Linked DNA regions of Homo sapiens: region 2 is linked to region 1. Evidence: chromatin contacts called from ENCODE Hi-C or POLR2A ChIA-PET data. All regions are on one chromosome and are shown on one strand. The core of a region is the stretch at or near the end of the contact, and the rest is flanking DNA. Distances in the headings are between cores, read along the strand shown. Region 1 overlaps LGSN (lengsin, lens protein with glutamine synthetase domain). Region 2 holds the start of PTP4A1 (protein tyrosine phosphatase 4A1).

Region 1 (7,618 bases), core at 2,512-5,011:
AAAATGGGAGATAATATATATCCTAATAGCTTAATTTAGCCATTCCACAATGTATACATATATCAAAAGATTATATTGTATACCATAAATATATATAATTTTTACTTGTCAATTAAAATTAATAAACATTTTAAAAGGAAAGGAGATCTAGGTCACCTTTTGTAGCCCTTCTGTCCCCAAATAAGAACATTAATCATTTTGTAATGGATGGCTACATCAAACCACCCTGCAGGTTAATTTTTGGTTGTGGCCAGAAAAGTAGGTAACTGTCTTATCAGGACAGGCTAGATAATCAACAGGAGCCTAGGAAAGAAGGAAACAGTGTGACCCCAAGAAATGATAAAACTAGTTTTGTACAGATGGAGATAGGGTTTGTATGTGAAAATTCCCAGCTGTGAAGGCTGGAGAGATTGTTGAGAGCCTGGATTATGCAGAGCCTTAGAGAATACCAATTTGAGTTTTCCCTGAAGGTGAAGGGAGAATTGTGGAGGTATTTTCAGCAAAGAAATAACAAAACCAAAATTGTGTTATAGAAAAATAACATGGCAGTAGTATGAAGGATGAATAGAAGAAGGGTAACATTGGATGCACAGAGAATGGCTAGAAATTGTGGAGTTGGTCAAAGAATACAAAATTACAGTTAAATAGGAATAATAAATTCAAGACATCTAATACACAGCATTGTGGCTATAGCTAATAATATACCTTCTTGAAAATTCTAAGAAAGCAGATGTTAAGTGTTCTCATCACCAAGTGATAAGTATGTGAAATAATGCATATTTAATTAGCTAGATGTAACCATTCCATAATGTATACATACTTTAAAACATTTTGTGGTATACATACATACAATTTTATCTGTCAGTTTAAAAAATTAAAGGAAAACGCCAAAAAAACCCCACTAGACAATCTTATAAAAATGGGCAGTTTTAAAAAGACACTTCAAAAAAGAAGATATTGAAAAAAATTGTGTCAATCCAGGTGACAAAAGATGGAAAATGGAAGAGCTTTATTTTTTTCTTTTTGAGATAGAGTCTTGCTCTGTTGCCCAGGCTGGAGTGCAATGACGAGATCTCGGCTCACTGCAACCTCTGCCTCCCAAATTCAAGCAATTCTCCTGCTTCAGCCTCTGGAGTAGCTGGGATTACAGGCACCCGCTACCACACCCGGCTAATTTTTGTATTTTTACTAGAGGCGGGGTTTCACCATGTTGGCCAGGCTGGTCTCAAACTCCTGACCTCAGGTGATCTACCTGCCTCGGCCTCCAAAGTGCTGGGATTACAGACGTGAGCCACCGCGCCCGGCCAGAAGCGCTTATTTTTAAATGGTAAATCACTTGAAAAGAATTGCCACGTGTATTTAACTCTTTCTACTTTCTCGTATGCTACTTTCACATTTTTACTATTATAATGAAGGTGGCACTGAACATACATGACGTATCTTGGATTATTTTCTTAAACCAAGTTGCTAGGAGTAGGAATACAAGGTTAATAGGTACGGATATTTTTAAAGTAATTAATACAAGTTTGTGATGTAGTCTTTGAAATAACACTTCTGTAAATATTTTAAGCACATTTTCTTTCTTTTTTCTTTGAAGAACACACTTAAAGGTAACTGAAGGCACATTCTTTCCTCTTTGACATATTCTTTTAAGTTTGATAATTATCGATCCCTTTTTCCACTATTTCTAACAGAGGTTAAAACTTGATGAAATTTTGATTTGCTTGTTTGCGTTTTCATGCACCTCTCTCATTAACAAAATCAGATGTTTGGTAAATGCATTAATGCCTACACCTCGGACTATAACTATTATATAGGGGTCAAAAAAAGTTTTTTTTTTTTGTATTGACATTAAAAAGGTAACTGTTAGAGAAAATTAAAACTAAATCAATAAAATCATTGATATTTAGAACCTAAATAACTCATTATTATATTGGAAAGAAATTTATTAGGTCAAATTAGGGTCTACATTTAATGCTTGGCAGTATTCCTTTAGGTTAAGCGTTTTTTAGTTAATTTGATCAAGTCACTGAGTTGAAATGCAAAATGATAAACTTATATTAAACCATATAAACACCATTTCAAAAGAATCACCATGGTGAGAAAAACATGAATTATGAAAATGTCTTGTAATGAACTTGAATGTAAGAGGAAACATTTTTTATGGCCATTCCCATGTATGAGACAAAAAGCCATCTGACGAAACGATAGTGGAAACATTTTTGAATTGTGAAAAGCTGCTCTGGTGAAAATATCAAAAGAATGAAAATCAACCTGTTGTAGCAGAAATTTGGGATTGTCCAAATTAAGCATGAATTAAATGTATATATTTATGCCATGCAATCAAAATGAAACTGCATATCTGTACTTACGCTCATGATTCTTCCAGCCTGGTTTACCTCACTCCCTATCTTCAGCTGAAATGCGCCCTCTTCTGTTTAAGGTTAGCCTATCTGAAGACTGAAATACTCTGCCTGTGTAGTAACAGCATTACTGTAGAGTCCAAGCCAGGCTATTTGGATCACACTGCCCCACTCTAAGAATCCTCGGACTGCTTGATATGCCTTCATGATTCTGAGAGGTTCCCCTATTTTATTGTGTTTAGAATCTGGAGCTTCTTAGATAAGGGAATAGTGCCTGACCCAATGAAAGTCACCTCTAGGCTGGCCAGGGCCTGTGAGGTAATCTAGAATGAGTTATCTTTCCACCAGAAATCCTCAGTAATGCATAGTGCCCAGGCAATATTTGTGGCTGACCTCTGTTTAGTACTTACCATGCATCAGGCATTGCTTTTCCAACATAATGGTGCCACCAGGGAGAGCTGCACCACTGAGTACTTGATAAATGGTCAAATATTTCTAAACTGATTGGTAAACAGTGGCTAACAAGAGCCTCTTAATGGTCCACTCTACCCAAACTTTTCTACCTGTCCTAGTATTTCCCTGGGGCTCTTGGACCTGTCCACAGCCCATCAATTAAAGAGTTAAAGAACTAGTACCTGGCCCTACAGGCCCTCCAGGACCTTGCTACAGCTTCCTAGCACCCCAGCAATGGTTGGGAGGATATCCTGGTGACAGTGTTCATTAAGAGTGTGCCAAGTACTTGGTGCTCTGGAGCCAACTGGCTGGGTTCAAATCTGAGCTTTGTCACTTATGAGACTTGTGAGCTTGGGTTAGTTGATTAGTCTTTCTTTGACTCAATTTTTCTCATCTCTGAAATAGGATGGTAATGTATTTATCACATGGGATATTTTTCAGACTAAATAAATTAAGACAAAGCATTTAGAAGAGATCTAGCACATAATAGGCACAATATAAGTGTTGGTTATTTTTATTAGATGTACTAATGGCTAAATATTTTTACCATCACCCTTTAGTACCACACTAGATACCACTGTTGGGGAAAAGACAGGTGGTCACTGCTGATACAGTTGTGCCTCATATCTCTAGAGCTGCTGCATATTCTGAACAGCATTCCGGTAGTTTTGAGACCTAGTTGTGTGGTAGTTGAGAAAGTTTATTTCTTTACTTCTTACCTTACATTTTAAATCAATTGGCAGTATTTAACAATCATGAAATTTCAAATAAAAATCCAGATTTCTGGCATGTTTTGAAAATTTGTAAAACTGGCAACACGAGGGCCACGTTTTAATATGGCAACAATTGTCTGGACTCCTGTGTTGGCTCCTTCCTGGGAAGGGCTATCAACTACTGCGTTCGCCCTCCAGCCCATTGTGTTTTTTTGTAATCTGTCTGCTATTTGAGTTTGCTCTCCTTGAACTAGGCTAACCTGAGCATATCTCTTTCTTTACAACATGGAGGCCCTTAACTGCCACAGCAACACTTTATTGCCTCTACTAGATTGTAATATTCTTTGTGAATCATGTTTTATGTTTTGTTTATTTTTATGTCTTTGATTTTGCCTTATCCATAGTAGGTTACAACTTCACTCTTGGGACTAATGAAGGTTAAACTGGTGGTGATGTGAATTAAGATGGGTTTTGCTTTTATACAGAAAAGAGTTATAAAAATACAATTGAAAAAGAATATATAATTGAAGAAGTTGAACAAGTTTTATGAGTTACACAGATCACACTATATAATAAAAACAGAATTCCATTTAAGTCAATTATCAAGCTATGGTGATGTAGGAAGCACCTCAAATAAAATACTTAGATTTGAATTCCTATTCTTCCTCAGATATGACCTTGAACAAATTACCTAACCCCTGTGGGTTATTTCTGCTTTGGAAAAAATGTAGGTGATAATAAATATTCCCTGTATGTTGTGGGTATTAGATGAAATATAAAATATTGTCTGGATATGGCAATGCTTTTAAAATGTTAATATTTTTATAGGTATTATTTTAAAGACTTTATTTTTTTGTTGTTGAGACAGAGTCTCACTCTGTTGCCCAGGCTGGAGTGCAGTGGTGCGATCTTGGCTCACTGTAACCTCCACCTCCTGGGTTTAAGCGATTCTTATGCCTCAGCCTCCCAAGTAGCTGGGACTACAGACACCAAATTAGCCATCAAATCTGGCTAATTTTTTGTATTTTTTGTAGAGATGGAGTTTTGCCATGTTGCCCAGGCTGGTCTTGAACTCCTGGCCTCAAGTGATCCACCCACCTCAGCCTCCCAAAGTTCTGGGATTACAGGCGTGAGCCACCCCACCTGGCTGGATATTATTTAAAAGACTTTAGGCAAATTAAATTTAACAGAGTTTGATTGAGCAAAGAATGATTTGAGAATTGGGCCTCCCTGAGAACCAAAATAGGTTCAGAGCGACTCTGGAGCTGCCACATTGTTGGATAACATTTATGGACAGAACAAGAAAAGTGATGTACAGAAGACAATAATGAGTCACAGAAACAGCTGAATTAGTTACAGCTGGGAGTTTCCCTTATTTGAACATGGTTTGAACAGTTGGCTGCCTGTGATTGGCAGGCATCTGAAATTCTAATTGGTACAGGAGTAGGTTATAGTCTGTTTATAAAGTTCTAGGCCAAACTTAAGATATGTAAGGAGGTAGCTTTATGTAAACAATTCCTCCCTTTGGGTCAACCTCTTAAGATTGAGAGGTTGACTGAAACCTTAGGCATTGACGTCACTCTCACACCATTGTAAATGGACTTATTTGGTCTCAAATTCCACTGGGAAATAGCAGTACAGTGGATTTTGTAAGGTGGGAATATGGAAACAGAATGAGAGAAAAATAACCTGATTGTTTACTTTAGGTTAATTTTTTGTAAGGGTTAGAGCAGAGGGGACCTCTTTATTATGCTGGGATCTCCTGTTTTCAGAAGAAAAAAAAACTGTACTGTTTTGGAATCTATCTTCTTCCTTAAAGTTTCACTGTGATTATGTTGTATTAGCATGAGTGATTTTGTTTTGATTTGGTCTGTTCTGTTGGGGTCTAATGCAAGAGTTCAGTCCAGAACAATGGTCTTCCATAATTTTGTTTAACAATTCTCTTCTTTTGGTCAGGTTCTCACCTAGATGAGAGTGTGACCAAAACTTAGGGCTTTGGTGCTACTTCCTATTACCATTATTTTGGGTTTTCTGTCTTAGCACATTATTGATAGGTTATAGTGTCTTCACGATCAGGCATTTCTTTGAGATTTTGTCATTCCAGTCAAAGATACCATCTGACATTCTACACATGGCTGTCTGCAAACATTTAAAACTTTGGAGAGAATATAGCATACCAGGGAGAATACTATTGTGACTGTCAGAATGATAATGATAATGACTACTATAGTGACTGGCAGGAGCATACCAAGAATTTGGAGTATGCTCCTTAGCCAAGGTTCCTATTAGTTCCTATTAATCAACTAAAGTTAAATAGATCAAAGAATAAGCCAGATGAAAAGTCTACATGTTTTAATTAAGCAGCCTGTTCATTAATCTCTTGTAACTGAATCTCTACAAAACCCAGTGTATTTATTCATGTACAATAAGAAGTGTAAGCCACTGCACAGATTTCTCCCTGTTCAGCCTGTAGGTAATCTAGAGCAATTTTATTATCTAGCACAACTTTAGCAAGAGAATTTAAAGAAGTCTGCTGCACAGCCACAGGTTTTGCAGTAAAATCTGCTGTACAGACTACTGTAAGGGATACATTTCTAATCATTACCTCATTTACTCCAAGCCATAGAAAAAGGGAACTAACAAATGATGCCCATCTAGAAAGGTGAAGGCCTCTTGGCAATGTTTTATTTAACCTAGGATGTACGTTAAAAGAAGTGGACTGATGTTCTGTTTCTGACTGATTATGGAGTAACAAAGGTGTCATTAAAATTCCTAGCCTACACTGGCCCTTCATCTTGCATCCATCAAGAGATAAGGTTGCTCATGTATAAGGTTGTCTGTGAAATCTAACACAAATAAAAATATACTTCACACACATAGGCCCCTTTTCCCACTGTGTTGTTCCAAGAGGCATAAGCAAGGCAAAAGTTAAGAAAGGTTAAGAATCTCACGATGGAAGAGAAGTCTTGTTCCATGATCTTGGGAAAGCTTTCTATGTCTAGGATGCCATCTGCTTCAAGGGAGAAAGTTCTCTGGTTAGCTTTACCTTAAGGTCTCTAACAAGTGTTTGGTTTCAAGAGGCTGGATGGGCCAGACTCAAGGTTCAAGGTCCCAGTATTTTACTGCAGTGTGAGTGGCAAGGGAAGTCTTTCTCTGATGGTGTTTCCAGAAGGCCCAGTCTCTAAGTTTTAGACCATGAAGGGTTTGACTGTACCCAGTCAGTGGATCATAAAAAGCTCCTTTTACCTAATGAAAATACACTTTGGCACAATGCATTGAAGCCTGCATTGTAGCATTTAGTCATATAAGAATTTAGGTGCAGAAGATACATAAGGTTCTATTATTAGAGGCCTTACAGTGACTATTTCATAAATGGTCAACTCATGTTTTGATTGGAAGAGGAACTGATTGTTATCAGTCTGCAGTACCTTTGACCAAGACAATTCAGTCCATTCAGTTAGACTTGCCTAATGCTATTATAGCTGTAACACCTTATGTTTTACAACTTGTCCAGTGAAACAAGTACCTTTATTGTTGGAGATTTCTCTAGGAATGTTCCATGAGAGAAACACATTTCTTGATAACCGTTAAGCTATTTTAGCTATTGTTATTGCATTAGCCTTCTTGCATGAGAAAGCTTGTATATAACTAGAAAACATGCATTACAAATGACAATTGAATAGAAGCCATCTGTAAATGTTCAAATGGCCCATCAAGTAGCAAAAATGTACCTGAAGTTTTTTTTGTCTTCCTAGGATTATGGATTTGACAAAGCAAAATAAACCACTTTGGCAACTTAGAATAGTCATGACACCAGTATATTTTTAAAAATATAATTTGGATGCAATCTCGGCTCACTTCAACCTCTGCCTCCTGGGTTCAAGCGATTCTCCTGCCTCAGCTTCCCGAGTAGCTGGGATTACAGGTGTTCACCACCATGCCTGAATAATTTTTGCATTTTTAGTAGAGATGGGGGTCTCACTATATTGGCCAGGCTGGACTCGAACTCCTGACCTCGAGTGATCCACCTACCTCGGCATCCCAAAGTGCTGAGATTACAGGCGAAAGCCACCATGCCTGGCTGAGTGT
Region 2 (7,618 bases), core at 1,866-4,365, 270 kb before region 1:
AAAGGGATGTTGAAGGTGGAAGTGGCAGGTCTCAAAAGCAAGGTAACTACTGTAACCAATAAATATAAACAAATATGAATGTATTTATATTTTCTCTAAGTTCCCCCTTAAGAACTAAACCATTTTTATGCCAATATCAAACATTAAACCAATAGTCACAGCATATTTTTAAAATATGTACATGGAAGACACTGATGTTAATAATCAGTCTTCTTCCAAATAGTTTATAAGGTACTTGTGTACTCGGGAGTAAAGAGGGCACTAAGGAAAGTATTAATAACAGGTTAACAAGAGCAGTAATTCATAGTCACTGCCTCAAGCACTTCATGTGTACTCTCATTACCAAAGTGTTTTAACAAAAGGTTCCATTAGTTTCCATGCTTAAATTTAAGCATTTGAAGTCTTAAAATTAAAATTCAAACGATCTGCTCCCATTTCCATTTTACACCTTTAAATAGTCCCATGCTAGTTATAGTTTCTAGAACTTTGCTAAATTTTGAAGAATAATTCTTATGATGATTACTGCAGAAAACATCAAGTCAAAAACCCAGTCTACTTTTCTGGTAAAACATACAACTAGCATTAACAATCATTTATCAAAAGGTCCCATAAAAAAGGTAACTTTCATTATCACAAGTTTGTTCAAACAAGCCCTCAGAGGTTACTTCACCTAGTTGGTCAGCTGGGTTAAAAAATTAAGTGTCTAAATTACAAAGCCATCACAGTTACAGTGAATACAGATTGTAGTAATCTGAAAATAATTTCATTATACTTTCACCCCAAATTCTAAATACAACCTCCGTAGAATAAAAAGTGTATTCTGACACTTTCCCAATGACATACAATGATCTTTAAAAGCTTTATAATGACTCATCACAGTATTCTAATTTCTAGGTATTACCTTTTTTTCAATTAAAAGCTAATTTGAGGCAGTATTTCACACCACTATTTCCATATTTAATAGCTAAAACTCCTGTCGGCTACAACCTAGTCTGGCCATATCCCTTCATGTAAGTAAGCACTTTCATCAGGAAGCAGAGAAAGAACTATATTAAGAATTCCCTTCCTGAAATGGTTATTTTTACTGAGTGGAGCCACCTAGTGGATGGGGGGACTCGTCTGTTAAAGCAGTGGTGGCCACCGATAGATTTCTGTTCCGCCCAAGACACTCCTCCATTCCCAATCTCCTACCCACAGGAAAAACTATCCATAATGGGGATTTTTTCCCTCCCACCTATCAGTTGCATTATAATCACAATCATATACAAGAAGGGAGAGGAGGAAAGAGTAATCTCTGTGCAGAAGCTTAAATCATTATTATACTGCAGAGTCAAGCCAATTAATGTGTGTAACTCCTTTGTCACAAACAATTCGTTGTATAGTCTGTTCCACATCTATTTAGGTCTTAGGGCACCTAAGAAAGCATGTGTAAAATGCTGCTCACTCTTGGGAATGATTTAGTTTTCTAGTTTTCAACTGACTGAGTAACAGGAAGCACTGCCTCAGGATCTAGATGTCGGGCAGGTCAACAGTTCCAATCGTAGTGTAAATAACTTAATACTCGTGGACTGGTAGGGGGCTCCGCGGACAGAAGATAAAAAACCCTCAGAATTCCGTCTCTGGTTGGCTACTGCTGCCACAAACCAACAGGAGGCAACAACATATTACACCACAGAGCTCAGGGATAGTTCTAAACAGTCCCCGATTAAAAGGCGCCATCCAGGGCCCTTCCAAAATTGGCAGGGGAAATGTATGCTGGTGCCCGGACGGGAAGTCCTTCGCGTCAGTGTAACTAACAGTAGCCCTGTCAGTTTCCAAGACGCTCCGAACCAGGCCATTTCTCGACGACTGGCCCAGAGAAAGGACAAGACTAGACTTGTTCCCATTATCACGAGCCCGAGGTGGGGCGATAAATCCGGAACAGCTCGAATTACCAGGTGGAGCCTGGGAGGAGGGCGGGGCGGACGGCCGAAGTTCTCACCTAGCAGAACCCCACTCTGGCCCGGGCAGGGGTGCAGCTCGCGGAATGCCCCAGAGGGCCGCCGCCCCGCGCACGCGGCTGTGTGCGCCCGAGCACGCCCGCTGCGCCCCCTCTCCGCGCCGCAATCACGGGTTCGCGCCGCGCCTTCAGTCAGGCGCGGGCGCCGAGGCCATTTTGTCTGAGGCTCGGGTCCCGGCCGTCGAGCACAAGAGTGTAGCTGCACCCAGTGGCTGTCCCGCGCCCACCCCGGAGCTCCGAGAAGCTCTGGAACCAGATCGTTACCACCCGTGCCTGGCTGTCCGGCCTACCCCACGCCCGCCCGGATCTGGAGGCGAACCCGCCACCGCCGCGCCCTCCCCGTATCCGGCTCCGCAGTGACACGCGCAGCCCTCGCCCCACCCCGGGCCACGTCTCCCGCTCCCAGTGCAGCCACTCTCCTCCGGCCGAACAAAGAGGCCCCGGGACGCCGCGGAGCCTGCCATGCCCGGACGGGTCGCGCCAGACCAAAGGGCCAAGGGCGGAGGCGGCGGTCACAAAGCGGCTTTTGTGCCACCCACCCGGCCCGCTGCGGAAGCCGAAACTGCCCCCGGCCGCCGCAGAAGCCGGACCGCGCCGCCCCCGTCGCTCCGGGCTCGGGAGGGACTCAAAAGCCGGTGCCTCCGGCGGCCAACCGCCACCCCGCAGCCCCGAGGGGCCCGGCATCTGCCTCCGCACAGCCGGCCGCAATCGGCCGGCCACAGGGCCATAACCCGCCCGCTCCCACCCGGGACCCACCGGAACCGCAACCCGGGGCAACCTGGAGGAGACGCCGGGCTCCGAACAAAGGCGACAGCGGGGATGGGGGGCCGGTCGTGGATTCCCAGCCCGAGAGGCGACGATGCGACGGCTACTCACAGGAATATGTTTACTCATTGAAGATTGTGGCCTAATCATACAGCCGGTCCCGAGGCGGCGGCGACACAGGCGGTGGCGGTGGCTGCAGGGCAGGAGGCGGCGGTGGTCGTGGCGGAGCGGCGGTGGCGGCGATGCAGGCGGCGGCGGGGGCACCAGACTCTACCATGCAGTGAGCGGCTCGGAGCAGAGCGCGTAGCCGAGCCGGCCCGCAGCCGAAGGAGCCAATACACGCGCCGAGGCGCCCTTGCGTCACAAGCCCTCCCCTTTATAGCCGGCGCGACGTGCAACCCTCCAGCCACCAATCGCGGCCTGGAACCGCGGGCCAGGAGCCGACAGGCGGGGGCGGAGGCCCGCCCCCTCCGGACGTCACTCCGCGGCGGCCGCCGCCGGTGTGAACCGGTTGATGAATGGCTAAGCGCCGAGTCGGAGCATCCCCGGGGCGGGGGAGGGAAGGGGCTGCCGGGAGTGCTCCGGGATGCAGGAAGCCTGAAGTTAAGAAGGGGTGGGAGCGAGAGAGATTCCGATTTATCGACTGGAAGGAATCATGCTGCAAACCACGTTTCTCATAATTAAAACGGTCCAGGAGTGCACACATGTCACATGAGGAGACTCGAAGTTTGCCTGAATCGTAAAATGCAATCCTTCTAGGGCTGGAACCGCGTCTCAGTGTCGAGCCTGCTTTCTACTGCCTTAACCACGGTCATCTTTGCCAGTGGTTTACCTTGGCACCTGGGCCCCGAGTACCTTCGTCATCAAATAATATTTATGTCGCAAGACCGCTGTACCCGGTGACTCAACACCTTGCATGCCACGGCCTTAGGCTTGGTCAAGATGAATTCTTGTCCCTGGGGGCGCTTTCAAGCGGGGAGAAACTTACCTTCGCAAAACTTAAGGCTATAGAAGATGGGGAGAGTATCTTTTGATGCAGACGAAGCCCTATGCTCCCTATATTCTTTTTTTGATCACACCTCTCTATACTACGTACGCGTGCAACTGCAGTTGGCTCAATTGTGGCATTTCGAAATCACATGCATCCTTTGTACTGCTGCTCACTTGATATGTTGTCTCAGATAATGAAAGGTTAGGAAGTGCTTAAAGAAAGCGTTTTTAGAAATTAAGAATCCTCGGTTTTGTCAAGCACTGATGTAATTCTTTGCGTCAAAGCTAAAGCTCTTCTTTATGTTCGTTTTCAGTCCTCTTTTACTGACTTCATTATTTAAGCCCCTAAGAAGTAAAGTCTTATCGCAATTCTGTGCCATACAAGGGCACCTCTGTTATTTATAATCTGAAAACCCTTTCTCCTCAGCTCTGGAGAAGGACCAAACAGGACCTTTACCTGCTTTTTAAGAACTCAGTTTTCCACTAACACTGAAGCCTTTTGTTTGTTATTTTCACCGAGTATGAGATTGGAGAGGGCTTTAGGGATCAAATTTTGTCCTCTTTCAGTGCCCTGCAACATCTTAGGATTTATTAGAACTTCTATTTAGAGACTGGTTGTATAGTTATTCAACTTTCTTAACTCTGTAAGTAAAATAAGAACTTTAAAAAAACAAAAACAAACAAAATCCTGGGCCAGACTTTCAAAGGAACAAAAACTCTTCGTCATTTGGAAGAAAATGGCTCACCTACGACACATTTTAATCCATTAAAATCAAGGAAAACTAGCACACTTGAGAAATATGTCCCTTTACAAATAAATGATTTAAAAAAGTAAAGACTTTAAAATCTTAAATTCTAAGAAAATATAGAAAGCTTAAAAATCTTGGGTGGTAGGGGCAAAGCTAAGCAGGCTGGGGAACTCATGTCGAAAAAAAGGGACAGATTTCATATATAAGAACTAAAAACTTTTATATGGCAAAAGGCTTTTGACAAATGTCAATTTCACACTGGGGGAAATATTGGTGATACTTCATGGGTAGGGTTAATATAAAAAGCTTGGCCAATGTATATAATAGTGTAGTTAAAAAGCACATATTCAGTCAGCCACTCTTACTCCACAAGTTGGTAAACACAGATAATTGGAATAGTGAAACTTTTTCATGTAATGGCATTTCAAAAAATACATTTGGTGGGACAAGATATAAACTCAGCAAATGATTAACAGAGCCAAATATGTGTTAGCCAATTTTCTTGTAGAACTTGTGATACAAGTTGTGAGCCTTGTGATCCACAGATCCTGTAATTACCACAAGCAGTGCTGACACGAAGTATCCAGTCAGCTATGCTCATCAAGTTCTAAAAGCTCTCAAATTCTCAAGTGGCCTGGGGGTCTTAGCCTCTCAGACAAGGTACCATCTTATCCTACTATGAAAGTAACATATTTAAAGGATGAAAAAATAAGGCTTTTGCTGTTGAGAGAAACGATGCATTTTATTTTATGTATTTATTTGAGATGGAGTCTTGCTCTTTTGCCCAGGTTGGAGCACAGTGGTGCAATCTTTGCTCACTGCAACCTCAGCCTCCTGGGTTCCAGCAATTCTCCTGCCTCAGCCTCCCAAGTAGCTGGGATTACAGCCACCTGCCACCACACCTGGCTAATTTGTTTGTACTTTTAGAAAACTCCATGTTGACTAGGCTAGTTTTGAACTCCTGACCTCAAGAGATCTGCCTGCCTCAGTCTCCCAAAGGAAAGGACACATTTTAAACAAGATATAAGTGTGGTCTTGCTGACCAATCCATTAAATGTTCCTGCTTGTCAGCTGCCATTGTGGTTCACTGCTATGCTGAGGGTGTCTGCTGTATTTAGTTTAATACTTTTAAGCTGCAGATTCTTGGAGAACAGTAGAACATCCCAGCATTGGTCAGGAGACTTCTGTGATTTGAGGACTCACTAACCCTTACAGACTTGCACTCAGAGCATTAGCACCTGTACTTATTTAAAGTGGGTCTCTAACAGACTTGAAAATAGTGCTTCCAGACATCAAAAAGGGAGAAAACACCTCTAAAAGCCAATGCTTACTCTAAGCTCCAGGAGAGGCTCTAAAATAGAGGATTTTCTCTCCTGCTAAACAAGATTCTCAGCTGGAAGTTACTTCTCTCAGCAAAACATGTGTCCTTAACCTCATCACGATAGGCAGGGCTTTCTATTGACAATTCAAAATATAAAAGCCAGCAGTTGGGAAATAAGACTAGAAGAATATTATAAGGAAGTTGAGCATGGTGGCATACAGGCTCATGCCTGTAATCCCAGTACTTTGGGAGACCAAGGTGGGTGGATCACCTGAGATTAGGAGTTAGGAGTTCAAGACCAGCCTGGTCAACATGGTGAAACCCATCTCTACTAAAAATACAAAAAATTAGCTGGGCATGGTGGCAGGCACCTCTAATCCCAGTTACTTGGGAGGCTGAAGAAGGAGAATCACTGGAAAGCTGGGAGGCAGAGGCTGCAGTGAGCCGAGATCATGGCACTGCACTCTAGCCTGGGAGACAGAGTGAGACTTCATTTCAAAAAAAGAATATTATAAGCGATATTTTTATGGAAGAGGAAAGACTGCAGAAGGCAAGAGTGCAGAGGAAGATTGGCAAATCTTGATGAAGAAGAACAGAGAAATCTTCACAAGAACAGCAGATCTAGTAAACATTGATTCCATTTTACCAAGTTTACAAAAGGAGTGAAGGATTCCTTGATTTTCAATCTTCTCAGATTGGTTGGGGCTACAAGGAAGTCTGATAAAAACATTTAACATAGCAAGAGTAATATCATTGCCATAATAGATTAAACGTGACAATATCAACCTAGAAAAAGACACTAGATTGCAAGGTATAATGACAGTCTAGCAAATATATGTAATAGAGGCAAATACCCCAATGGGCCATAATCTAGTAAGTGTCTGGATACTAGTGCAGAGGGTAAGTTCCCATACCCATATTTAACAAGAGTCCTAAAAATTCAAGTATGCCATGGCTGCTGTCAGCATTGTTAAAGTTTATTTCCCTCTTGCTGTTTTAGAACAGCCTATTTTATATCCAATTAATTTTCTTATATGATTATTAAAAATAAATATGTAGTATACAGGCATACCTTCATTTATTGTGCTTTGCAAATATTGTTTTTTTTTTTTAACAAAATGATGGTTTGTGACAGCTTTTTGTCGAGCAAGTCTATCAGAGCCATTTTTCCAATAGCATGTGCTCATTTCATGTCTCTGTGTTACATCTTGGTAATTCTCCCAATATTTCAAACTTTTAAATTATTATTGCATTTGTTATGGCAATTTGTGAACAGTGATCTTTGATATTGTTATTGGAATTGTTTTGGGCCACCACAAACTGTACCCATTTAAGATGGCAAACTTATTTGATAAATGTTGAATATATTCTGACTGCTCCGCTGATGGGCCAGTCCCTCAGTGAGACACAGCAATACTGAAATTAGGCCAATTAATAACCCTACAGTGGCCTCTGAGTGTTCAAGTGAAAGGAAGAGTCATTCATCTCTCACTTTAAATCAAAGCTAAAAATGATTAAGCTGAGTAAGGCAAGTTGAAAGCAGAGATAGGCCGAAAACTAGGCCTCATACCCAAAACAGTCAAGTTGTGAATGCCAAGGAAAAGCTCTTGAAGGAAGTTAAAAGTGCCACTCCAGTGAACACAGGAATGATAAGAAAGTGAAACAGCCTCATTGTTGATAAGGAGAAAGTTTTAGAGTTCTGGATAGAAAACCAGCCACAGCATTCTCTTAAGTCAAAGCCTAATTCAGAGCAAGGCCTTAACTCTCTTCATTTTTATGAAGGCTGAGAGAGGT

Evidence for each region. A loop is a pair of places that touch in the nucleus more often than their neighbours do. ChIA-PET counts read pairs that join two places held with the same protein, here RNA polymerase II (POLR2A). Pooled maps may share reads with other maps.
Region 2: a map of MCF 10A shows a loop between it and region 1 (7-fold over the local background). The contact joins the promoter of PTP4A1 here to the enhancer-like site in region 1. A Hi-C loop is called at or near these places in 7 of 168 maps with a recorded cell type or tissue (A673, Caco-2, GM12878 and 4 more), 3 of 37 single-sample maps with no recorded cell type and 11 of 50 pooled maps. POLR2A ChIA-PET finds 5 or more read pairs at or near these places in 4 of 52 experiments (H1, HepG2, MCF 10A and 1 more).

Annotation. Positions count from the first base shown.
Region 1 is chr6:63,302,839-63,310,456 of GRCh38, reverse strand. The region is part of intron 1 of LGSN (lengsin, lens protein with glutamine synthetase domain); the gene reads left to right. Among named protein-coding and RNA genes, the nearest start is that of LGSN, 13 kb to the left of the region's middle. Within about 2 kb of position 3,761, at least 2 of the 41 ENCODE cell types and tissues checked have a DNase peak (open chromatin) inside an H3K27ac peak, as active enhancers do.
Region 2 is chr6:63,567,977-63,575,594 of GRCh38, reverse strand. PTP4A1 (protein tyrosine phosphatase 4A1) reads right to left here and starts at 3,115. Exons shown (of 6, transcript NM_003463.5): 1 at 2,876-3,115. It overlaps LOC124901228 (translation initiation factor IF-2-like), which reads left to right and starts at 2,027. Exons shown (of 2, transcript XM_047419610.1): 1 at 2,027-2,063; 2 at 2,165-7,618. The coding sequence starts at 2,027. The coding sequence ends at 2,910. It overlaps LOC128125822, which reads right to left and starts at 3,115. Exons shown (of 2, transcript NM_001415059.2): 1 at 2,876-3,115. The coding sequence starts at 2,914. It also overlaps a transcript of LGSN not described here. RefSeq lists enhancers at 1,184-1,919, 1,614-1,983, 1,920-2,655, 3,037-3,331, 2,656-3,391 and 1 more and silencers at 2,524-2,653, 2,954-3,373.